Regions from separate parts of the Mus musculus genome. Here regions 1, 3 and 4 are each linked to region 2. Evidence: chromatin loops called from intact Hi-C (ENCODE). Cell type or tissue: heart. All regions are shown on one strand. Links, peaks and the distances in the headings refer to the core of each region. The heading gives the core; the rest is flanking DNA. Region 1 has its middle 64 kb from the start of Actr3. Region 2 overlaps Slc35f5 (solute carrier family 35, member F5). Region 3 has its middle 41 kb from the start of Slc35f5. Region 4 has its middle 53 kb from the start of Actr3.

What was found. Hi-C counts contacts between places; a loop is a spot of excess contacts. Peaks named below come from ENCODE experiments on the same cell type or tissue, not always from the same donor. Only the 100,000 strongest peaks of a DNase experiment are listed, where the experiment ranks them.
Region 1: a loop joins it to region 2, with 6 times the contacts of the local background. A loop is called at or near these places in 24 of 42 quality-filtered maps.
Region 3: a loop joins it to region 2, with 5 times the contacts of the local background. A loop is called at or near these places in 14 of 42 quality-filtered maps.
Region 4: it touches region 2 in a loop (4-fold over the local background); 24 of 42 quality-filtered maps call a loop at or near these places.

The regions. Positions count from the first base shown.
Region 1 is chr1:125,368,501-125,374,662 of GRCm38, reverse strand. No RefSeq gene overlaps it. Among named protein-coding and RNA genes, the nearest start is that of Actr3, 64 kb to the left of the region's middle. In heart, for the core only: a CTCF peak has its summit at 3,705 (motif pointing left); no DNase peak of the experiment used is centred there.
Region 2 is chr1:125,571,355-125,577,516 of GRCm38, reverse strand. It overlaps Slc35f5 (solute carrier family 35, member F5), which reads right to left. Exons shown (of 16, transcript NM_028787.5): 7 at 5,014-5,204; 8 at 2,770-2,851; 9 at 1,258-1,345. Among named protein-coding and RNA genes, the nearest start is that of Slc35f5, 13 kb to the right of the region's middle. In heart, for the core only: a CTCF peak has its summit at 3,047 (motif pointing right); a DNase peak (open chromatin) is centred at 1,856; H3K27ac peaks cover 1,795 bases.
Region 3 is chr1:125,516,432-125,522,593 of GRCm38, reverse strand. No RefSeq gene overlaps it. Among named protein-coding and RNA genes, the nearest start is that of Slc35f5, 41 kb to the left of the region's middle. In heart, for the core only: CTCF peaks have their summits at 3,286 and 5,134 (motif pointing left); a DNase peak (open chromatin) is centred at 3,163.
Region 4 is chr1:125,379,788-125,385,949 of GRCm38, reverse strand. No RefSeq gene overlaps it. Among named protein-coding and RNA genes, the nearest start is that of Actr3, 53 kb to the left of the region's middle. In heart, for the core only: a CTCF peak has its summit at 3,124 (motif pointing left); no DNase peak of the experiment used is centred there.

The DNA of each region.
Region 1 (6,162 bases), core at 838-5,837, 200 kb after region 2:
AGAATCTATTTCCCATTAATAACCCCAAATTATAGTTTGCCGTGTTCCTTCTGGGCTGCTCTTAACTTCAGTTGGCCAGCACCTATGGCTTTTCTTTTACGACTCACCTAACCCATAGCATCTTCCTTCTCTCCTCCTTCTCCTTGTGGTTCTTCTCAGACCTCAAGCCCGGAAACCCCAAGCCCCACTTATTTCAATTCTGCCCAGCTAGAGGCTGTCTGCATTTTAGTCACTAATCAAAACCTGGTCTACAAAGTGAGTTCCAGGACAGCCAAGGCTATACAGAGAAACCCTGTCTCAGGAAAAAAAAAAAAAAAAAAAAGATAACTTGAGGGGCAAGACCACATAGAGTTGCGTGGATCTATGTACAGATTCTCTCGTCCTTGGGGGGCAACCAGGCCTTGGGATCAAGTATTTAGCACTACAATACATAGGAAAAGACCAGACCTCCACAGGCAACACCATGCCATGGACTGGGAGACTGGAAAGAAACAACTGGAGAAAGCCCACCCAGCCCCAGCGTGCTTCCTGATTGGACACAATACCACCAGCTCCCTCAGGCTCCTGCTACCATGACCCTGCCCCCATCCCTCTCTTCTGGCTTCTGTAGACACCCTGAGCCTATGTGGCATATCCATGCACAGATAACACATATATACATACACACAAAAAATACATCTTAGAAAAATTGAATTAACATACACACTGCTAGGTTTCATTATGGCAAAATAAAACTTTGATAGGTTGGAGCTATACCACTCTGGGGCATATACCATGAGACTCCATATTCTCCCGAAGAGAACCTTGTACATTCTTCTTCATTGTATGCACAATAGCAAGGAAATTCAACCAGCCTAGATGCCCATCAGCAGATAAATAGATAGTGAAGATGTGGAACATACACACAAAGGAACTTCATTTAGCTCTAAGTGTTGGCATTTTGTCTAGGCTCTGCCCCAGTTACCTGGCAACAGCCAGGTGTGCCTGACTCACTATAAAAGAGGATGCTTGCCCTCTCCTCACTTTTGCTCTTCCTACTCCCTTCCTGTCTGTCCCTTTTCTCCACATTCCCCTACCCGCCTCTCCCTACGAGTTCATGGCTGGCCTCTACTCCTCTCCCCACTCTGTCTCTGTCTCTCTGTCTTTCCCTCCCTCCCTCCCTCCCTCCCTCCCTCCCTCCCTCCCTCCCTCCCTCCCTCCTTCCCTTCCTACCTGCCTTTCTCTGTCTCTACTCCCTTAACTGCCCTCCCCATGCCCTAAATAAACTCTGTTCTATACTAAACTGTCTTGTGGCTAGTCCCTTAGGGGGAAGGGATGCCTCAGCATGGGTCCACAGAGGCACCCCTTTTCCCCATACCATATTGTACCTGTACCAATTATATCCCTGGCTTCTTTATCCTTTTTATAAAATACAACAGTAAGGAAAATTGAAATCACAAAATTTTGCAGGCAAATGGATGGAAAATATAATATAAAGTGAGGTGACCCAGACACAAAGACAGAAGATGCTTGTCCCAGCGGTATTCAGACAAGCAAGCTGGCCCCAACTCTTGACTTCCCAACACAAAGCATGCGTGAGCAGTTTCAAAAACATCCAGCAGATGGTACCTTCCTACCAGGAATTAAGTTTCAGGTTGCAGAAATTCACATTGTTTTCCTGCCTCGCAGACATGCTGTGGAATCAGATGCCCATCATGCTTACCATGAAAGGAAAATAAGTTGTCAGGACAACCCATGATGGACAGCATGCAAGTAGCAGAATCGCAATGAGAACTTGTGGTTTTCTTACTCTGGTGTGGGAAGCCACGCAGAAGGCAGACTCCTGGATAAGGAGATATGCAGGAGAAAGACCCCGAGGGCTAAGCTTAGAGAAACATGGTAAAAGTGTAAGCAACTTGGCAGAAGTAGACATATTCAAAAGAGGCACTGTGTCTCTCAATATGACCCTCAGACTGCAAAAGCAATGGGTCCCAAAGAAATGGGGATGCCTGTAGGAATTTCATCCCCAGAGAAGGAAAATGGGCCAGTCTGCCAGCTGGGGAACTGGTCTCCCTCAAATGGACTCACAGCTTGTCAGACTGTCTTACAAGTCGAGACTGAAGTCCAGAGAGCAGTGGGACCACACTCTTGATTGGGGCTGCTTAAAGGTTCACATTCCTGGTTCTCTGTTTGAACTTGAATCTCACCCCAGGACCTAAAAGATGAATGGGGTTCTCTGTGTGTGTGTGTGTGTGTGAGAGAGAGAGAGACAGAGAGAGAGAGAGAGACAGAGACAGAGAGACAGAGAGACAGAGAGAGAGAGACAGAGAGAGAGACAGAGACAGAGAGACAGAGACAGAGAGCGACACACAGAGAGGAAAACATACAAAGAAAGAAAGAGCTAGAGAGGCAGACACACACATACATGGGGGACAAAGGGGACTGAGGACTGAATGTCTGTTCTTCTTCCCAATGTAGCCACATTGAACTTCTCTTCTTGCTTCTTACTATTAACTTTAGTATTTCAATTGTCTTCTTAAAGGTTGGTAGTTGTAAGGATTCGTAGTTGAACTTGGCCCCTTGGTGGTACAGGCCGTGACCCTAAGTTCACTAGGGGAAGCAGGTGAGGAAGATGACTTTACAGATGCCAGAGTAGAGCCTGTGAGCCCCCCTAGAAGGAACTACTGCTAGTAGGGGAAGCCTTGGACTCTAGGAGACTATATCCCCACTTTCAGGCAGGCTGGAGCTTGTGGAGAGAAGGCTCAGAAGTCCCAACGGACAGCAGCAGAGTGCCGTCACCTGGCACTACAGAACAGCTGCCTGGCAACAGGGCCTTTGACCAGGACTGAAACTGAATCAGCCAGGACTGCCTTGATTTTCCTGAACCTGACTTGCGTGGCCCCTATTTCCATAGCAGCAGTTACACAACTGGAAATCCCATTAACAGAGCTTCACACTAAGGTCCCAGAATCATACACCAGCTAATCTGACCTGCCTCCTTCACATGGTGATATTACATGACAGGATGCGAAATACAAAGACACGCATACTCATCAAACAAGGACATGTCTCAAATAGACAGCTCTGCAGTCCATTAGCTTATGTTATAGATGGTACTTCAGCTATCTGTTTTCCGATAGTCTGCCTATGCCTCCCATACTCTAAGATCTATCCCTGGGATAAAAAGGTAACCTGTGGGTTCCTAGGTAAAGAAGGAATAGATGGGGTTTCCTGCTTATGTGCTTCTGTCCAGGCCTCTAAAGATCAAATTGGTTATAGAAACTCGCCTTGCTGACGGCTCCGTACTCAAATGCACACAAGGCATTTGAGATCTGGGAACCCAGCTGAGACTGTCAAGTACACTTACCACCTAAGCCATTTCACCTACTGAGCTATCTTGCCTGCTCCTGCATTCCTGAACATCAGAAGGCTCCCATTATTTACTTGATTTCTTGAGAACTTTAGTCATAGACAATGAAACAAGTCTTCATTCATAGAAATATGCTTAATCACAGAAGAGTGGAAAAGATAATCTCTGAATTAAGAATAGTCCTTTAAGTGTGAGGAGTATGATTCCATGAGGAAAACGTTACCACTCTCACTTGTCTTCTTTAAAAGTGTCACCAGCGATTAGCATGGGGCCTGGTGTCTACTACAGGTTTAGGGATCACTGGCTTTAGTTTGAGTCAATCTGCTGCCCTCTAGTGGACAAAGGAGTTGCTGTCGCTGCTCCCAGGTCTCCACAGACAGGGTTTAACTGAACACATGTCTTCTGTCTTTTTCCCAAACACTGGGCTCCTCATGGCCTTAGGATGGCATACAAGCCAGGGTTTTTCTCAAAAGAGCGTTTCCAGCGACACTGATGGTTCAAATTAAACTTGCAGAAAGTTTGGGGTTTTGCGTTGAGTAATCAACTTTTATGCCATTACAAAAATTGCAGCTCGGCTGCTCTGAGGCCTCAGGTGGAAATACCTTCTCAGTAAGGATGATAAGCAAGTATGCACAGGGGAAGTCACTGGAAAACAGCAAACAGTCTCTGAGTCTTTGTGGCTTCTAACAGGATTATTTCTGCCTGATCTTACATAGCTATTGCAGGCCATTGAAAGACAAGGTCACCAGGCTTAGCAAAGGAAAATATAGACACACAGTCACATTTAAATCACAGGGAATCTCACCCCTAGCTGAACGATTGACAGCTAATTGGCTGTTGGGTGAAGGGGAGACACTTCTTCAGGGGTTTGTGTAGCCTCTGACAAGGTGCTCATGTTCTACAAGCAACCCTCATTAAACCCATTGGGTCATATACAAAACTATGAAGGAGACAGGGGAAAGGGGAGTGGAGGCTGGGTGGCAAGAGGAAGGTTATGGACCAGAAGGGAGGGACATAAGAGGGCGTTACAGGGTGGATGTAATCAAAGTACATTGTATACATGTGTGAAAATGTCACAATGAAACCCATTATTATGCATAATTAATAATGCTAATAAATACATTTAAAAAAGAAAATTGGACATAGTTATACCAGAAGATCTAGCAATACCACCCAGAAGATGCTCCAACATGTAATAAAGACACATGCTCCACTATGTTCATAGCAGCCTTATTTATAATAGCCAGAAGCTGGAAAAACCCAGATGTCCCTCAACAGAGGAATGGATACAGAAAATGTGGTACATTTACACAATGGAGTACTACTCAGCTATTAAAAACAGTGAATTTATGAAATTCTTAGACAAATGGATGAATCTGGACGATATCATCCTGAGTGAGGTAGTCCAATCACAAAAGAACACACTCACTGATAAGTGGATATTAGCCCAGAAGCTCAGAATCCTTCTTAGAATGGGGAACAAAATACCCATGTAAGGAGTTACAGAGATAAAGTGTGGAACAGAGATAGAAGGAATGACCATCCAGAGACTGCCCCACTTGGGGATCCATCCCATAAACAACCACCAAACCCAGATACTATGGCAGATGCCAACAAGAGCTTGCCTACAGGAGCCTGATATCGCTGTCCCTGAGAGGCTCTGCCAGTGCCTGGCAAATACAGAAGTGGATGCTCACAGTCATCCATTGGATGGAGCACAGGGTCCCCAATGAAGGAACTAGAGAAAGTACCCAAGGAGCTGAAGGAGTTTGCAGCCCGCTAGGAGGAACAACAATATGAACTAACCATTACCCCCAGAGCTCCTTGGAACTAAACCACTAATCAAAGAAAACACATGGTGGGACTTGTGGCTCTAGCTGTATATGTAGCAGAGAATGGCCTAGTTGGTCATCAATGGGAAGAGAGGCCCTAGGTCCTGTTAAGGTTCTATGCCCCAGTATAGGGGAATGCCAGGGCCAGGAATGGGAGTGGGAGGGTTGGGGAGTAGGGGGTAGGGGGAATAGGGGATTTTCGGAGGGGAAACCAGGAAAAGGGATAACATTTGAAATGTAAATAAAGAAAATATCTAATAAAAATAGAAAAATGTCACAGTGAAACCCATTATTATGCATAATTAATATGCTAATAAATACATTTTTAAAAGAAGAGGCAGATGGAAGCCTTCATTTACAGATAAAGCTGGGGGACTGGGGAGGTGGAGCAGGGCAGCTATTCAGCTGCAATACCAAGTCTGGATTCTCTGTCCTGCAGTCCAGCCTGGTCCTCAGAGCTCTTGGCAAGGCAAGCCAGAGGAGGTTGGGTGAGCCAATGTCTTCATATCTGCTTCTTGGGAGGGAAATTCTGATGTCGCCACTGTTATTTCTTCAAGGTTTCAGTCAGTGTAGCTTTGTAACCTTGGGGCAGGGACATTCAGCCAGTGAGTCCACAGCAGCAGCAGGTGCTTGCCTTACTTAAAACAGCAACAGCAACAGCAGCAGCAGCAGCAACAACAACAGCAACAACAACAACAAACCATGTATTATTTACTTGTGTGTGTGTGCCATGGTGTATGAGGTGATAATAGAGGACAAGTGAATTCTCTCCTTTCCCTATGCTGGTCTCTGTGTTTGAACTCATGATGTGAGACTTGGTGGCAAGCACCTTTACCCGAGACTTGGTGGCAAGCACCTTTACCCGGGGAGCCATTTCTCTGGCCCAACATTGGGTCCTTTTTATGAAAAGAATAAGATCTTTTCCTGAGGCCATGTGTGTGTGTACACGTGTGTGTGTGTGTGTGTGTACACTTGTGTGTG
Region 2 (6,162 bases), core at 592-5,591:
AAAATGTATTATATTTCCAAAATACAAAGATGTTTGGCTAAAACACTAGTCATGCATACAAAAGAATATTTCCGTGGTAGTTATGAAGACTAAATGTACGTTAGTTGGGTCAACCAGAGTATCACTAAAACAACCTCGATTAGCTTTCCCTTGTGTCCACAAGCTGTAATATACAATACAATAAGAGTGATCAGTCTTCTACACTTGCCAAGTTCAAGTCCCTCAGATACTTTATAGACACTGCTCCAAACTACAACAAGCAGAAAGCTATGGTTTTCCTAACTGCAGCAGGGCTTAGGGAAGCAGCAGAACTCTGACTCAGTCTCAGCTACTACTGCTAAGAAACAGTTTCATCATTAAGTGCTTCTGTTACCTCTTTTGCTGTCTCATTGTCCAAAAATAGCAGGTTTGTCAAAGTAAAGCCTCTCCTTTGAGTACTATCTACAGGGAAAGCCCTCTGCTAGGCTCTTGGCAACACACAGACCATGAAGCCAAGTTTTAGCCTTTAAAAATGTACAGCCCAGCAGAGAAGACAGGAGAAACCAGCTCACAGTTACATATGAAAGACTGAAATGTAGTTATTAACAATGTGGCTGCTGTGCCCTGAGATAAAACTGCCAGATGAATTAAACAGAAAGTGAAAGATCACTACAGGCTAAAATAACTGGGAAAGACTCAATTTGGTTTCTAGGAAAAAAGAACAAAGCGAAAACAACATAAAAGGGGGATTTGTGTCAGGAAAGGAGATGGGCAGCTGATGATTACATTCACTGCTAAATGTGAACGTGAGTCCAATCCTTAGTAGTTTCTCAGTCAGTGAGAACCAGTGAATGGGCACCACAGCTGTCCTGAGATCTTTCCCTCCAGCTACCCTAGAGGACACAGAGCTAAACAGCATCATGTCCACAGAAAGCCTTCTTTGGTCTCATCTTTCTTTGCTTCTCCATTACAACATAAATTAAATTGTTCCAACATCATATTCTAAAGACCTTATTTATGTTTGTGTCTACCTAAGGGTATGTGTCCATATATTTACAGGTACATATGCCTGTGTGCAATGAGAGGCCAGAAGAGGGGATTGGAGCTGTTAAAGAAGGCACTACAGGCTTTGTGGAATGGTCAGTTTGATGCATGGGTGCTTACATCTGAACCCCAGTCCTCATAACTGTCCTAGTAAGCTCTCTTAAGTGCGGAACCATCTTTCCAGTCCAAATACCATATTTCTAAGCAGAGTAAACTAGCATATGTTATTCTTACCTTAAAATTACAGCTAATAGTTTAGAGAGGGTAAACCTGTCTCCGCTGTTACTCGGAAATACAGCTGCAAGGATTAAAGTAAAAAGTCCTACAGGGAGGAAGAGAAGGACAAAAGATGCTGGTAAGATTACTTGCTACTCACATTCCTCATCACTAACACCAAGGGTGACACGAGCAAATCACACACCGAAATTTTTGTTCTTTTCTTTTGGTTTGGTTTGATAACAAAGGGTAACTTTGAGACACAGCATTTTCTCTGTGAGGTCCTGGCTGTCCTGAAACTCATTCTGCTCTTCAGGCTGACCTGCAACTCATGTAGATGTATATAGCTGCCTCTGTCTCCCAGACGCTGAGACTAAAGCTGCCTACCACCTTGCAGAGCTACATGTACCTAACTTTTAAGCTAATTGTTTTTCTATTTTAAACGACTGATACTGCATTTACTTAAGTGGAAACGTTCAAAAGTCAGACTAAGAACAGCTTCTAAACTAAGCCACATTTATTCCAGCAGTACAGATAAGGATAGGCCTACTTATTTTTAAACTAGTAAGTATGAGGTTGAGCCTGCAGAGTAACTCCATGACCTCATCGCAGTCATGCCCACGTTCTAAGGTTATTTCCACAGCTTCAAAAATACATTTTATCTTCCAGACTTGGAAGGTGAGTCAATGTTAAAAATAAAACCCCCATTCGAGTGCAAGCTTTAGATATGAAATAAGTGGTAGCATTCAACCGAAAGGATCTAGAAAAGGACCTCTGGAAAGGAAACCACAGGGTAAGACGACCCTCAGGGAGCTAGGAGAGAGACCCTTCATACACCGCAGGGCAAAAACCACACAGGGCCAGGCATGGTGGTGCAGCCCTTCAATCCCAGCACTCGGGAGGCAGAAGTAGGCAAATCTCTGAGTTCGAGGCCAGCTTGGTCTACTGAGTGAGTTCCAGAACAGTCAGGGCTACACAGAGAAACCCTGTCATAAAAAAACAAAACAACAACAAAAAACAAACAAACAAACAAAAAAACCCACTGGGATTCAAGGCAGGGTACATGCCCAGCAAGCACAAACCTAGAAAATGTTTGTGCATTTCAGGATAAAATCCAGAGGGCCATGTATTCATGGGAGAGTGAGTGGCAGGCATGCCAAGTGTGCACAGGCCCAGGATTGATCTGAGCACTGAACAGACAGAACAATAGCCAAACACAGAACCACGAAGTACTTGAGGGATCACCAATAGTTTAAAGTTCAGGCAGTAAACTATAACCATGCAAACATGGTTATACATGAACCATACATGGAAGACAGGCACAGGCAGGAGGATTGCCACAAGTTCAAAGCCAGCCTGGTCTACACAATGTAACAGCCAGAGCTAAATAGGAAGAGTCTCAGCAACAGCCCCTTCCCCTCCCCTGCAAAACATTAGTTATAATAACTAATCTACAGCAGAACTAAAGCAAATATCACTAGTGATACATGCATCAATTTATAAAGCAAATTCTGAAGACACACTTCTTACCAGAAGTTGAAGACAAAATATTCACTATGGCAACCTGTGTGTCTGAAAGTGCTTCTTGGTATGACAAATTTGCCAAAAACCACTAAACAAAAAACAAAGAAAAAAAGAAAGTGAAACCTCATGAAATATATTTATATCTGTCAATATCTGTCAGTCCAACTTACAGTCCCTTCATCAACCCTCCTAAGCACTGTTATTATATGAGGTTTGTTTAGTTTTTTTTTTTAAGATTAATTTATTTATTACATATACAGTTTCTGCCTGCATGTGTGCCTGCAGGCCAGAAGAGGGCAGCAGTCTCATTACAGATGTTTGCGAGCTACCAGTAGTTGCTGGGAACTGAACTCAGGACCTCTGGAAGAGCAGCCAGGGCTCTTGACCTCTGAGCCATCGACCAGCCCATTGTTTGTGTTTTTAAGATTAACAAGAGCAATCATATGTCTATGTGTGTATCTGTGGTGGGGTGTGGGAACTTGCATACAGTGCCAGCAGAGGTGAGAAAAGGATGTCAGATCCCTCAAACTGGAATCATGTTTGTGAGCCACCCAATGTAGGCACTAGGAACTAAATTCTAGTCCTCTGCAAGAGCAGTATGTGCTCTCAACCCTGAGCCATCTCTCCAGTCCCCATAAGTGGTTTCAAAACTGTTTTTTGAAAAAAAAAAAATCTCATGCCCCAAAATAAAAACAAGTACTAATAGTCATACCTAAGATGTTGCTATCTGAATCTCTGAAGACTCTAAGCCAGACACAGTGGCACAAACCTGTGAGCCCAGCATTCAATATCAGGAAGATAACACGTTCCATAGGTTGAAGACTAGCCCATGCTAGTGGGAACTTGTCTCAAAAGACAATGTACATAAATTGCAATAAGAATAAATAAATAAATAATCTTAAAAATTTTAAAAACAGAACTTGTCTAGCATGCAGATCCTGGGTTCAATCTCCAGTATCACCAACAAGAAAAAAACTAATGGAACTTGGTAAAAAAAAAAAAAGAAAGAAAGAAAGAAAAAGTATTCAGAGCTGGAGAAAAGGCTCAGCAGCTAAGATCACTTGTTGCTCTTGTAACTTCAGCTCCAGGGAATCTGATACTGTCTTCTGTGTTCAAGCACATGCACACACTGCTCATACATATATGCACATACACACGCACGCACACACACATTTAAAAAAAATCAGCATTCAGAGATTTAAAAAAAAACAGCATTCAGAGATTTTGTGTGTGTGTGGAAGAAGGTAAAGGAGAGCTTGAATATCAATTCAACTTTAACATTTGTTTATTCATGCACCAATCGTGCTTTATTGGATTCATCTAAGTTAAATTCAAATTTTGGGAAACTGTCTTACATTTAACCACAGGGACCCTGGAAAGATGGGTTAGTGGGTGAGAGTGCTTGCATTGCAGACCTTTGGACCTGAATTCAGATTCCACACTCATGTAAAGAAGCTAAGCATGGTCATACTTACCCCTGCAATGACAAATTCCAAAGGTAACAAATTGTGTGCACATGCAGCTGTGTGTTTATGCAGGTGTTGTGTTCTAGGACTGCTGGGTTAAAATATCTTTATTACGTGGGGTGCACCTTGCTTATACATATGCACATGGAAGCCAGGCATGAGATGTGGCTGTCTTTCCTCAGGCACTGCCCCTCATTCACTGAGACAGGCTGTCTCACTGGCCTGGAACTCACTGAGTAAGCAGGCTAGCTGGTCACTGGGCCCAGGGATCCATGTCCCTGCCTCCCTAGCACTGGGGTTACACGTGTGCAGCGTCACACCCAGCTGTTTTACAGGGGCCAGCAATGGAGCTCAGCTCCTTGTGCTCACAAGGTAAGCACTTTACCTGCTCAACTCTCTCCCAACCTTAACTTATAATTCTTTGAGGTATGGTAAGTAGTCATTAAGTTTGATATTCTAACACCCCAGATTTCCAGACAGCAGTTAAAAAAAACTATCAAGAACTCTAGTAACCTTACATTTCAATGCTGCATTGCTGCTGGTATGTGCACCATCTTAAATAAGGAAGAAAGAGAACAGGGCAGGATGGCCCAGCAGGTAAAGCCCTGCCATGCAAGCCTGACAACTTGAGTTCAATCCCAGAACACACACAAATGTGGAAGGGCATAAGTGACTTCCTCAAGGGGTCCTCTGACCTCCACATGCCCGCTATAGCAACCCCTCGCTCTCCCCCCCACACAGCACACACATGCACAGCAATAGTAAATCTTAAAAAGACACTTACCACAAAGCAAAAAAAAAAGCTAATTTTTGCTACTTGGGTTGCAGTCAATTTCCCTACAGTCTTCAGTATGGATTCTTGGTCTTTCACAGTGGGATAAGACATCCGAGAGAGCTTGGCCTCTAACGCATGGCTCGATGGGAGCTGGCGAATCTCCATGATATTGCTGAACCTTACACGGGACTTCTTGGGAGCTAAAACAGAAAACAATACAAAACATTAAATGAACCCTCAGATCCAACATAAATTAAACAGAATGTTTAATTTTATCATAAATGTTGACTATTCTGTTCACTTATGATCAAAGGTAAGACAATAAAAATACTAGTTATATTATTACCTGGGGCAACTTTGCTTAGTCAAAAGAACTAATAGGAAAAAAATGGTTTAATCTATAAACTGTTCTAAAGAGTTTAACTAGGATGAGCAAGATGGTTAAGTGGGTAAGCCCTGCCATTGAGTTTGATTCCCCAGGACCTACATGGTGGAAAGAAAGAACTGACTCTTTTAAGTTGTTCTCTGGTCTCTATACAGGAATACAAAATAAATTTTAAAAGTAATTTTAAAAATTTAAACAGCCTGAGGGGCTGGGCGTGGTGGTACACACCTTTGATCCCAGTACTTGAGAGGCAGAGGCAGGTGGATTTCTGAGTTCGAGGCCAGCCTGGTCTACAGAGTGAGTTCCAGGACAGCCAGGGCTACACAGAGAAACCCTGTCTTGAAAATTAAAAAAAAAAAAAAAACAGCCTAAATTATTAAAAATCCCTACAAAAGGTTTACAGTAGTATATATACATGGCCACCTGGTTCAGGGTTTTACTATGCTTATTATTTTAGCATTTACAGTAAATCATTATTTTGATTATTCTTCATGGCTAGCTAATTTGTGAAAACTGTTTTCCTAGGCAAGCATTCAGAACATTTCTCTGCAGTCTCATGCCTTGCAAAGGAAGCAACAGATGAACACTGTGCCTTATATTGAGGCTGACTTACTGAAGTAACTCACAGAGCCAGGTGGTGGTAGCACAGGCCTTTAATCTTAGCACCTGGAAGGCAGAGGCAGGTAAATCTCTGAGTTCGAGGCCAGCCTGGTCTATACAGCAAGTTCCAAGAACAGCCAGGGTCACATAGAGAAGCTCTGTCTCAAAAAACC
Region 3 (6,162 bases), core at 465-5,464, 55 kb after region 2:
CCATTGAGAGAGACCCATTATTAGACTACCCAGACCACAGCCTGTAAACTACTCTAATATCTCGAATGTGTGTGTGTAAGGGGGTGCGAACACACACACACACACACATCTTCATTTTATCAGTTCTGGTTCTGTTACTTTAGAGAATACTGACTAGTTCAGTCTCAATCAAATTTAGCTGATGAAAGGAAAAACTACTGTTTATCAATACTAATCACACATTTCTGAGACCAAAGATGAGGGATTTCTTTCCCTGTGTAACTATCTAATTCTTCCAAGACCAACTGGGTGTCTAGAATTAACACAAACCCTACCAATGGGCTCAGCCACACACAACTGTCCTCTGTCTGACTTGACTCACACATCTGAGATTTTCATCTTCCCTTCCTCAAGTTAAGTGGTTTGCTAGAAAGGATCACAAACCCAAGGGAAGTTTGCTTCACATTTCCAATTTATCATGAAGGAAAATATAAGGGCTGCAAGGGAAATTTGAAATGGAAAAAGATTTGGAGGGTAAGGAATAAGGGTCGGGGCTCAGGCATTTCTGTTCACTTCGGGATCACCATTTTCTCAGCTCCTGGATGCATACCCCAGAAAGAATATGGCCAGGCCTGTGTTTATCTATCCATCCATCCACCCACCTACCCTTTCTTCCTTCCTTCTGTTATGCCAGGAAGCATTTGTGAGCCCCAAAAGACCACCAAGGAGCCAACTCCGATGCAATTGCACTAGGGTCTCTTTATTCAAGCTCAACCTTTGACAACCGTGCAGTCTCTGGTACAGCAGAACTGGAGGGTGAAGCCCCGAGCTCTCAGCAGGACAAGGCTTTATAGGAAATGGCGAGCAAGCAAGGGGGTTTTCAGCCTGGCACGCATCTAGTTGTATGACTATTGTAAGCCAGCAGGTAGGTGCTCTGAAGCAAAACCATAAACAATCGCAAATGATCTGAAAGAACATCTGAAACAAGCAGCCTAATCTTGGATTGACTCTTGTTAGGAAGTAGCTAGGGAGGAACTCTGGGATATGGGCCAAGGATAAGCTACGGGGTCATTCTTGGTAGTTGGGTACAGCCTGGATTCAGCTATAGACCAAGTTTCTCTTAAGATGGAGGCCAGTCTCCTTCCTTCCTTCCTTCCTTCCTTCCTTCCTTCCTTCCTTCCTTCCTTCCTCCTCTCATTTTTCCTAGTTTTGGTTTTTGATACTGGTTTGAGACAGGGTCTCACACCATGCTGGCCTCAAAATTCATTAGGTAGCCAGAGGATGGCATTGAACTTCTGATCCTCCTGTCTCCACTTCCTCGGTTCTGGAATTACAGACCTGCATCACCATGTTTACTGTATGTACTATTGATGAGTGAACGTAGGCCATTGGACATGCTCAGCAAGCCCTCTGCCAACTGAGCTATACTCCCAGCCTCTTTGGGGGTTTATATAAACTTCTGTTATAGGCAGAGGCTGACTAATCAAATCATTGATTGTTGGTGGATAGATTTGTTCTCTAGCTCCTCTTCTATCTCTAGAGGTCTGGGGTAGGAGCAAAGTTCCAACCTTTCAATCATGTGGTCGGTTTTCTTGATGGCTCGCTCCATCCTTAGGGACGTCCCAAGAGTTATATAACCAACATAAATTCAATTTTGAGTGAAATTAATTGTTATGGATCACAGAGGAGGAGTCTTTCATCTCTGTAACTCAAGACTTCCCCCCAAAAGTGTTCAGAGCAGGGACTGGTACAAAAATCACACACACACACACACACACAGAGAGAGAGAGAGAGAGAGAGAGAGAGAGAGAGAGAGAGAGACTATAGCACAACTGAGCATCTCTGTTTTATCTGATAATCACATTTCTATACATTCTAAAGGTCAAAGCCAATCATTCCAAGATAAAGGAGTAGGGTTACCTTTAAAGGGATGAGTTCCTTGTATTTAGAGGAAGATGGAGAGTTCCCAGTGGCTAACTCTGAGAAAGGCACACTAAAACAAAAGCTGTGTCTGTTAGTTGCTTTTCTATGTACCTGCCAAGAAGAACTTTAAGGGAGGAAGGGTTTGGGTTGACTCACTGCTTGAGAAGGTATTCAGACCTGTATGCCAGGGAAGGCATGCTGGCAGGAACAGGCTATGCCTAGTCACATCCTACCCACTTCAGGAGGCAGAGTGTTAACAGAACAGAAAGTTGTGCTGGGCTAGAAACCTCAAGGCAACCAGGCGTGGTACAACACATCTGCAATCCCAGCACTCAGGAGGGGAGATAAATCTCTGGGTTCAAAGCCAGCCTGGTCTACATAGTCGGTTCCAGCTGGCAGGGGCTATACTATAAGACTCTGTCGTAAGCAACCAAACGCCAACAACAGAAACTGAAATCCTACCTTCTACTTTCTCCAGAGATTCTCTGTCTCCTAAATATACTATATTCCCTGTGCCTGTAACTGGGGACCAAGTAATTAAACACAAGAGCTTACAGGAGGCATTTAACATCTAGTCTGTAACTTTTTGTACTATAGTTTTGTCCCTAAAAGTATATCCCAAGTGCTGGAATTAAACACGTGTACTACCATGCTGGTCCAGTTTAGATCTAAATTTACCCCCAAAGGCCATGTGCTAACCCTTGGTTAGTTGCCAGGTGATTGGGTTAGGGAGAACCTGACTAACTGATGTCATCAATGAGTGAATCTACTGACTTGGGTTTATAATTTGATTGGATAGTGAGAAGTGATAGAAGCAGGAGGTGAGACCTACTTAAAAGGACCATGGCCTTGAGGATATACCCTCACAGATTGTAATAACTTGTTCTCAGCCCCCTGCTCTCCCATTGTCTCTGCATCCTGGCTTCCTCGAGGTGATGGCCTTGCTGATATTTATCAGCTGGTGTCTATGGACACACAGGTGGGCTTGACAGCGACAGGCCTGGTGATAGCTGTGGGAACAGGGAGAATGGATGGTGGACCAGGGCTGAGGGTTTGTCTGCAGAGACAGCTGAGTGGCTGGCGTCCTGGAACAGAAGAGCTCAGTGTACAAAGAAGAGTTAGGGTGGTTAAGGATATTGGGAAAGCAAGTCAGAACAAGGGCAAAGGTTATCTACTCTGGAACCTTGGCCCGTTGCCCTAAGCTCCTACTCTAGCTAGCTGTTTCCTGGTTCCTGGGTGGGGCTGACAGTTCTATGGTCAACCCTGTACAGGAACAAAGTACACAGGGTTGTTGCTGCCCTCTTGTGATAAAGTCAGAGGGTTTCCAGTCCTGCATTCGTCCTTCTGTCCTGGCTCAGGTAGAACTACAGGAGGCACAGCCTGGCTCTACTGCACGTTTTTTAGAGGTATTCATTTCCCATGATGCCCCAGCCCACTAGCACCACACCGTGGCCCAGAGACAACACTACAAGTGTTGCTGGCCTAGGATAGGAAGGGAAGGGTTCCAGGAGACAAACAAGGCACAGGCTCTATGATCAGTGTTGATGCACCCAGAGCCAGGATGCTACTGGGTCAACACAATGACCTCATTGCCCTTCTTAAAGCCGTGGGTTCTGTCAACATTCATGGCCAAGTTCCTGTCCTCAAACCAAAGGCTTGGAGTGAAACCTTTGAAATTGTGATCCAAAACAAATCTTTCCCCCTCTAAGTTTTACCTGAGGCAATTTGTCACAGCAATGGAAAGCTGACATATTTAATAATAGGAACTCCCCTAAATAGCCATTAATTTCAGTTCTATCTAGGGATGCAAACCAAATAAAAGACACAATTTGACTGGGCTGGCTCAGTTGGGAAATCACTTGCCTTGCAAACTGAGGAACTGAGTTTGGTCAAAGTACTCAGGAGAAAGAAAGAAAGAAAGAAAGAAAGAAAGAGAGAGAGAGAGAGAGAGAGAGAGAGAGAGAGAGAGAGAGAGAGAGAGAGAAAGAAAGAGAGAAAGAAAGAGAGAAAGAAAGAGAGAAAGAAAGAGAGAAAGAAAGAGAGAGAGAAAGAGAGAGAAAGAGAGAGAGAGAAAGAGAGAGAAAAAGAGAGGAAGGAGGAAGAAAGAAAGAAAGAAACAAAGAAAGAAAGAGAGAGAAAGAGAGAAAGAGAGGAGGCAGGGAGGAAAGGAGGAAAGAAAGAGAGAAAAGAGTGAAAGAAAGAGAAAGCTCAGGAGTGTTGGCACTCACTTACATTACTGTATTCCCAGCACCAGTGAGGCAGAGAAGGGTAGATTCCTGAGATACTCAGCCAGCCTAACCTACTTGGGGTTATTCCAGGTCAATAAGAGACTCATTCTAAATAATAATAATTATAATCACTATTAATATTATAGATAATATTATACATGATACATTGTATATTATACATACCATATTACATATGATTAATATATAATTATATAATATTATGCCATATACAACAACAATAAATTTATTTATTATTATTATTATTATTACAGGTGGCACCTGATACCCAAAGGTTGTTCTCTGGCCTCCACATTCACTTGCATACACCTGGACACACATGCACACACATACACACAGAAGCCACAAGCACGTACATGAACCTGGACAAACATGTGCGTGCACACAGAAACCATGACTATGTTCATTTGAGAATCTTTTACCATAGTAAAACACAAAACAACCTGGATATATAAAGATAAGACATAAAGACACTTAATTGTGTTTCATCCATGGAAAGATGGTATGGGACAGTTAAAGGTGGAGGAGACGGGGCTGGAGACATGGCTCAGCAATTAAAAGCACTTGCTGCAAAATTGTGAGGACCAGAGTTTGAATTCTAGCACCCACACAATGAGCCAGTATTTATACAAATACCTGTAAGTCTAACTCCAAGGGAGGCAGAGACAGACAGATGTTGGGGTCCACTGGCTTTCAGCCTAGCTGAGACAAAGGCCTGCCTCAGAAGAGGCCAAGAGTGACAGAGGACCCTCAATAGCCATCTTCTAGTTGCCATAGGTGCATTTGTGCATACACACACACACATGTACAAACATTTGCACGCACAAAAATATAAATCCTTTTAAAATTATGCATATTAACATTGGAGAGATGATCCACAGTTACAAGTTTTTATTGCTCTTGAAGTTCAGTTCCCAGAATCCTGTTGGGTGGCTTGCAACTGCCTGTAACTTCTGGTCCAATGAGTCTGACGCCCTCTGCTGGTCTCTATAGTCATCCGCACTTGTGGGCCCAAGCACACCCACAAATGAATATAAATAAATAAAAATAAGCCATTTAAAAATGACTTAGAATATATATTTCTAGCTGGGTGAGGTGGTACATGCCTTTAATCCCAGCATTTGGGAGGTAGAGGTGGGTTCATATTTGTGAATTCAAGCCAGTCTGGTCTACAAAGAGAGTTGTAACAGCCAGGACTCTATGACACAGAGAAACCCTGTCTCAAGCAAGCAAACAAACGAACAAAGAAGAATATATATTTCTTTGGTTCTTTTCTTCTTTAAACATTACTTATTAAACTCTGGTATGTGCACAGTGCTGAGCTGGAAGCTGAGGGTGTTAAAAACAACACAGTTAATCTCCAGCCTCAAGGATCTCAGACATCAAAGGAGCAAGAATAACAGTAGACAGATAATCACACATCTGAGCGAGTGACTCGTAGTGTAATAATTACTATGGAGGAAAGTTACTGGGTGAAAGTCAATCATCAAGGGACGTGGTCTGCTGGAGCCTGGTTTATAGGTCTGAATAGAAAGTAAAGGTAAAGAAGGGAGGATATCAGGCAAAGTGAGTAGTAGAGGGTTTTGAGGAATATATTCATTTCCTTGAAATACTGTATAATTCATGGTTAGGGTTTGTTGCTGATTGGCCTATTTGGAGACTGTAGGATTTAGATGTACAGGTTGGGAGCTAGAAACACACATAAAACAGTTACAGTTCAAAACGTGAAGAAAACAAAGTGTTCAGAATCAGTGAAGGAAAATCAGCACACATTAAAAATGGACCCCAGAGCTAGAGAGATGACTCAGAGGTTAAGAACACTGACTGTTCTTCCAGAGGTCCTGGGTTCAATTCCTACCAACCACGTGGTGACCTACAACCTTTTGTAAGGGAGTCCAATGCATTCTTTTGGTGTGTCTGAAGACAACTATAGTGTACTCTTATGCATGTATACATACATAATAAATCTTTTTTTTTTTCTTTTTTTGAGACAGGGTTTCTCTGTATAGCCCTG
Region 4 (6,162 bases), core at 409-5,408, 190 kb after region 2:
TAAATGTAATAATAATGACAATAGTAGCTATTGATACTTATAATTGGTTATGTAGATATACATAAATGATAATATTATTATAAAGTAGAGCCCCATGCTGAAACCCCCTTCAGCAGGAAGGACATACATACTTTGTACTTGTTTGAATGACCTAAGACTGGCTACTAAGTCCATCCCCAACTTGCAGAGATGGCTAAAAAAGGCACCCAAGGGAGAAATACTGCAGCCTAACTTGGAAGAAATACTGCTGAGGTTGTACCTTTTAAAAGTTTTGTGCATGGTGTTGTGTGTGTGTGTGTGTGTGTGTGTGTGTGTGTGTGTGTGTGTGTATTTACCTGTGCTTGAATGTGGAGGTCAAGAGCCAATTTCAAGTGACTCTGCTCTCCACCGTAAATCATTTTTAAAGCCAGGGTCTCCCTTTGAAACCTATGTAGCTGGCTGGAAACTTGTTATGTTGACCAGGCTGGCCTCCTACTTCTGCCTCTTGAGTGCTGTGATTAAAGACTTGCATCCCAGTGCTTAGCAAAAATGTACCCCAGGCTGGCCTCAAACTTGTGATCTCTCTGTCTCCACCTCTTCAGCGAACCCTACCAACACCACCACAAGTGAGTCCACCACAATTTTTGAGGCAGAGGCTCTCGTTGAACCAGGGCTCACCATTTTGGCTAGAGTACTTGGCAGGCCCCGTCCCCAGCCTCCTTCTCAGTCCTCAGGCCAATGCTGGTATTAACAGGCACATGAATTTTTATGTGTTCATCTGTGCATGAGCTTGCCTTGTGAGTACCTGTGCCCGTGGAAGCCAGAAGAAATCATCAGATCCCTCTTGATCATGGGCTTTCAACCTTCCTGATACTGTAACCCTTTAAGGCAGTTCCTCATATTATGGTGACCTACAAACCATAAAATTATTTTTATTGCTGCTTCAAAACTGTAATTTTGCTACTTGTATGGATTGTGATATAAGTATTTTTTAGAAATAGTGGGTTGTCATAGGGGTTGTGACCCACAGGTTGAGAACCACAGCTCTAGAGCTAATGTCATAAATGTAGTTTTATGGGGCTATTATTATATGTATATATTATTATCATTCATAATACAATACAAATATATTATATTGTATTTATTATATATGGTTCTATGTGATATGTAGTTGTGAGCTGCCTAACATGGGTGGTTGCTGGGAACCAAACTTAGGTCCTCTGAAGCAGCAAGTGCTTTTAAGACCTGAGCCATCTCCTTAGCCCCAAACTTCACTTTTTACAAGCAGCCTTTGAGCCTTCCTGAGGACACAGGTTAAGCACCCGGGTGTCCTCTACTGTGAGATAATGCCAGCACTGCCACCACGTCATCGAGTCTGTTTCTGTAGTCAGCTTCCCTTCCCAAGTGATAGTTGGAACATGATCTCACATGAAGATGCCTCACCAAGAGGACTGATGCAAAATAAGAACTAAGCTGGAGGAAGCATCCACTCCAGACCCAAGAGGCATTAAGAGCCTCAAGTAGACACCACCGGAGAAGAGCTACGTGTCTTCAGGACACATCATGGTTGAGATCGCTAAAATAGAAAGCAAAGATTTTAGTAAGGGGATATGCCAACTCACCTGTCAAGATAAACTCATTATGGGCTGGTGGCATTGCTCAGCAAGTAAAGGCACTGACTGACCATGCAAACCTAAGGGGAGAACCAACTCTTGAAAGTTGTCCTCTGATCTCCACATGCATGGCATTGGGCATGCACATATACTACATCACATACATGCATACACACACCATGAAAGTTTCCATGCACAAGTAAAAAAAATAATTAAAGCACATCAGAATAGCATTGGATTCCTTTTTAGAACCCTGAAGGACAGACAAGAAAGCATGGAAAGATACACTACAAATAAAAAGGTAAATAATCCCACTGGAGATGAAACTGCTACATGATCCAGCTATGTGACCTGATGATACAGCCAAAGAAATCTAAGCTTCTACCCAGATGCCTACAAGTCCAAGTTTAATTCAGCACCAGTCACAATAGTGAGATCATAGAACCAGCTTAAATGCACACGAACAGATGAGCGGATAAAGATGTGGTTATATGCACTCACAAAGAAGAGCAGGGTGACTTCATTGTAGGAGAATTAATGACACTGGAGGTGATCACGTTAAGCAATAAAAGCCAGGCTCAGAACGACCAATGTATGTCTACCCCACCCCCACCCCCCACAAATCCTGCATATAGCCATTATAAAGCTAAGGAACTCTCCTAGAGAAGTCTATACCATGCTCTCACATGTGTCTTTTCTTGCTAAGTGTCTTCTTTCTTCTAAGGTGCATGCTTAAAATCAATACTATATACCACTCCCGCCTCTGTTCTATGCTGTCTTGTATTGAATTTGTTTTCTGTGTCAAAAACCAAGGATGCAAAGGAGGCTGAAGAGATGATTCAAAATATACCTTTCACTGTGCTCTTGTGCAGGGTCCAAGTTTGATTCCCAGCACTTAACGTCAACTGGCTCACAACTTTCTTGCAACTCCACTGCCACTAACACTATGGTGCATAGAACCACACACAGACCCACATACATACACATAATTAAAAAAAAATGTTTTCTAAAAAAAATTAAAAACCCAAGCATCCTGTTTTATGTGAGTCAAGGTCCCTAAAGGGTTAAGGGAGGGAGAGCCAGATGTACAGTCAGTAACATGCTTGCCACGGGTAAAACACTGTGACCAAAGCACCTTACAGAAGAAAAAGTTTATTTGTATTCTCTGTTCCAGAGCATTAGAGTCCAAGATGGAGGGGTGAAGGCTTGGTGACAGGAGCAGGCAGCCGAGAGCTCACTTCCTAACCGCAGAGAGTGAACTAGAAATGGCTCTCAGTAGAGGATACATTTAGTCTGGCAAGGATTGGATGTTCAGGAGGTGGAGGTAGAGGTCTTGGGGGCCTGTTAGGGGGTTGGGGGTGATACTCAAGAGAAGGGGAAGGTGGATTGGGGAAAGAACTTGCATGAGAAATTACTGGGAGGAGGGGGTTTGGGATGTAAGGTGAGTAAATAAATTTGATTAAAAAAATAATTGCCCTCGGTGACCTACTTTCTCCATCAAGGTCACCCCCTAAATCCTTTGAAAACAGCGCCACCAACTGGAGAACTGGAGACCAAATATTTAAGTTCCTATGACTATATGGGGGGAGGGGTTGACAAGGACTAAGCCTCTTGATTTGAGTTTGATGCCTGGATCCTTTGTAAAGGTGGAAGGAGAAAACTGACTCCATAAAGATGTCCTCTAATTCCCACGCGCACACCGTGGCGTGGGAGCTGATGTTTTGCTGCAGTAATAATACATGTTAAAAGGCGGGCTCATGGGACGGTGGAGTGGGTAAGGGTGCTTGCTACCAAGACTGCGATCGATATTTTAGCTATCAGCTTGGCTACATCTGGAGGGAATGAAAACCCCCAAATAGCTGGGCACACCTGTGAGGGATTTTGGGTTAATTAAGTCAATTGAAGTGGGAAGACCCACCTCTAATCTGGATCTTTGTGGTGCGAAGACATGTCTCTAATCCAGACAGATGTCTGATGTGGACCACACCTTCTGGTGGGCCTGTATAAGGATGTTGAGGAAGGAAACCTAGTACTTCGCCTGCTTGTCCTCACTAGCAAGTTCATTACTTTACTGACATGAGAGCCGCCTTCTTTGGGATTCCAGCATATACTTAAGACCAACTGAGACATCCAGCCTCACAGGCTGAACAAGTACCAGATTCATGGCCCTTCCATTCATAGGCAGCCATTGTTGGACTAGCTGTACCACAGCCTGTAAATCATTCTAATAAGGCCATATATATATATATATATATATATATATACCCATATATGTAATCTAATTTGTTTTCTATGTCAAAACTAAAGATACAAAGGAAGGAGGCTGGAGAGATTTATGTATATATATATATATATATATATATCATCTTTCATATATATATCTCTTATATATAGAGAGAATTGTCTTAGTTAGGGGTTTTACTGATATGAACAGACACCATGACCAATGCAAGTCTTATAAAAGACAATATTTAATTGGACTGGCTTACAGGTTCAGAGGTTCAGTCCAGTATCATCAAGATGGGAACATGGCAGTGTCCAGGTAGGCATGGTGCAGGCAGAGCTGAGGGCTCTATATCTTCATCTGAAGGCTGCTAGCAGAATACTGACTTCTGGATAGCTGGAATGAGGATCTTAAGCCGTTACCCACAGTGACACTCCTACTCCGACAAGGCCATACCTCCTAATAGTGCCACTCCCTGGGCCAAGCATATAGAAATCATCACAAGAATATATGGAATATATATAATTATATATAAGAGTTATACATAATTAAGTTCTGCCTGAATAATATATTCCATATATATTATATAATTTTCGTTACTCTAGAGAACCCCAACTAACACAATGACTGAGCACCTGAATCCTATCCCTGAGACCCACGTGAAAGGAGAAAACTGACTCCTTAAAGTCATCCTCTGACCTCTAATCACTCCCTGAGGTCCACTGCACATTAAAATAAACAAAAATACACTTTAAAAATGGTGAAGGAACTCCTTAAGCTACTGTGGGTGACAGCATGAAGTTGTGCCTCTGTCCTTGTCACCCCCAACCAAGAGCAATCCATAAGCCAGGAGTCAATCTGTAACCATGACACTGCTTTTGTGGCAACTGGCAGAGAGCCCCAGGTTAGGAACCAAACTAAGCCATGTTAATAAGAGACACTGGGAACAAGTCCTTTGATCAGATTAATTTGGGACAGAACAAGGCATTAACAATTAAGATCAGCATTGGCTGGGTTGTTTGGGAAGGAGAGACTGGGAAATGCCAGGCTTTGTATCCAGCCGTGTTTGCGTTCATTTTCAGAATTACATCTTTAGTGCAAAAGGAGCTCCCAGCAGATCACATTGGCTTCATGGTCAGCATGACGCCTGCAAGCAGACAGTGCTAGAATTAGTCTGTGACTTCTGGAGGCACAACAGTTGGGAGGCAGTGGAACTGGGATGTTTTTATTGCCCGAATTCCGAGGTTCTAGTGGTGTTCAGGAAGGTTGGGATTACTACAAATCAATCCCCCTCTCCCTCCCCCTCCCCCTCCCCCTCCCCTTCCCCCCTCCCCTCCCCCTCCCCTCCCCCTCCCCCTCTCCCTCCCTCTCCCTCCCCCCTCTCTGTCTCTATTCTCTTTTATTTATCTTTGACCATTTCATGCCTATATACAACTTATTTTAAACACATACATGCCCAGCTCTACCACTACCACTGATATTCCCCCCTGCAAAGCACCCCCATTCTCACTTTCATGTCCTCTCCATTTTACATTTTCTGATAACCCCCAGAATCCACTTAAGTTCTGCCTGATGGAGTAATGACTGGTCTTGTTGGTATAGTCTTGTGCTGGTAATTACCAACTAGACATAGATATCTGCATAGCTCTTAGAGGGACGCTGCAGTCCTTGAGAACACCAGCAGCTGTTCTCATTATTCCTAGTGCATCAGACATAGATATAGTCACATGGAATATAGATACATGAATGTGTTTGTTGACGCTTTGGGCAGAAAGCATTGGTTTGAGACTTTTCTACTCCTTCACAATGTGATAGTGGCAGGTAGTTTTTGTTATTGTTTTGGCTTAGATATTTTTTGTTTTTTGTTTTGGATGGGGTCTCATGTATCTCAAACTGGCTTTGAAATCACTGTGTAGTGAGGGTGGCCTTGAACTCTCTACTCTCCTGTCTTCACATCCTGTGTGCCAGATTTACAGGCATGTATCACCATATGGTGCTAGGAATAGAACCCAGGGCTTTCAGTATGTTAGGCAAGCACTCTACTAACTGAACTCCCAGCCAAAAGTGATAGCTTCTTTACATGATTTTACAGACTTCATCATTACTACTTTTAGGATAAACGGGGACACTTAGCACCTCAATCCCAGCACTCTGGAGGCAGAGGCAGGAGGATTTCTGAGTTCGAGGCCAGCCTGGTCTACAAAGTGAGTTCCAGGACAGCCAGGGCTACAGAGAAACCCTGTCTCGAAAAACCACACACACACAAAAATGCTATAGATCCTAAGAATAAAAATATAATTGTTTATTTTATGTGTATGGTTGTTTTACCTGAATGCATGTCTGTGT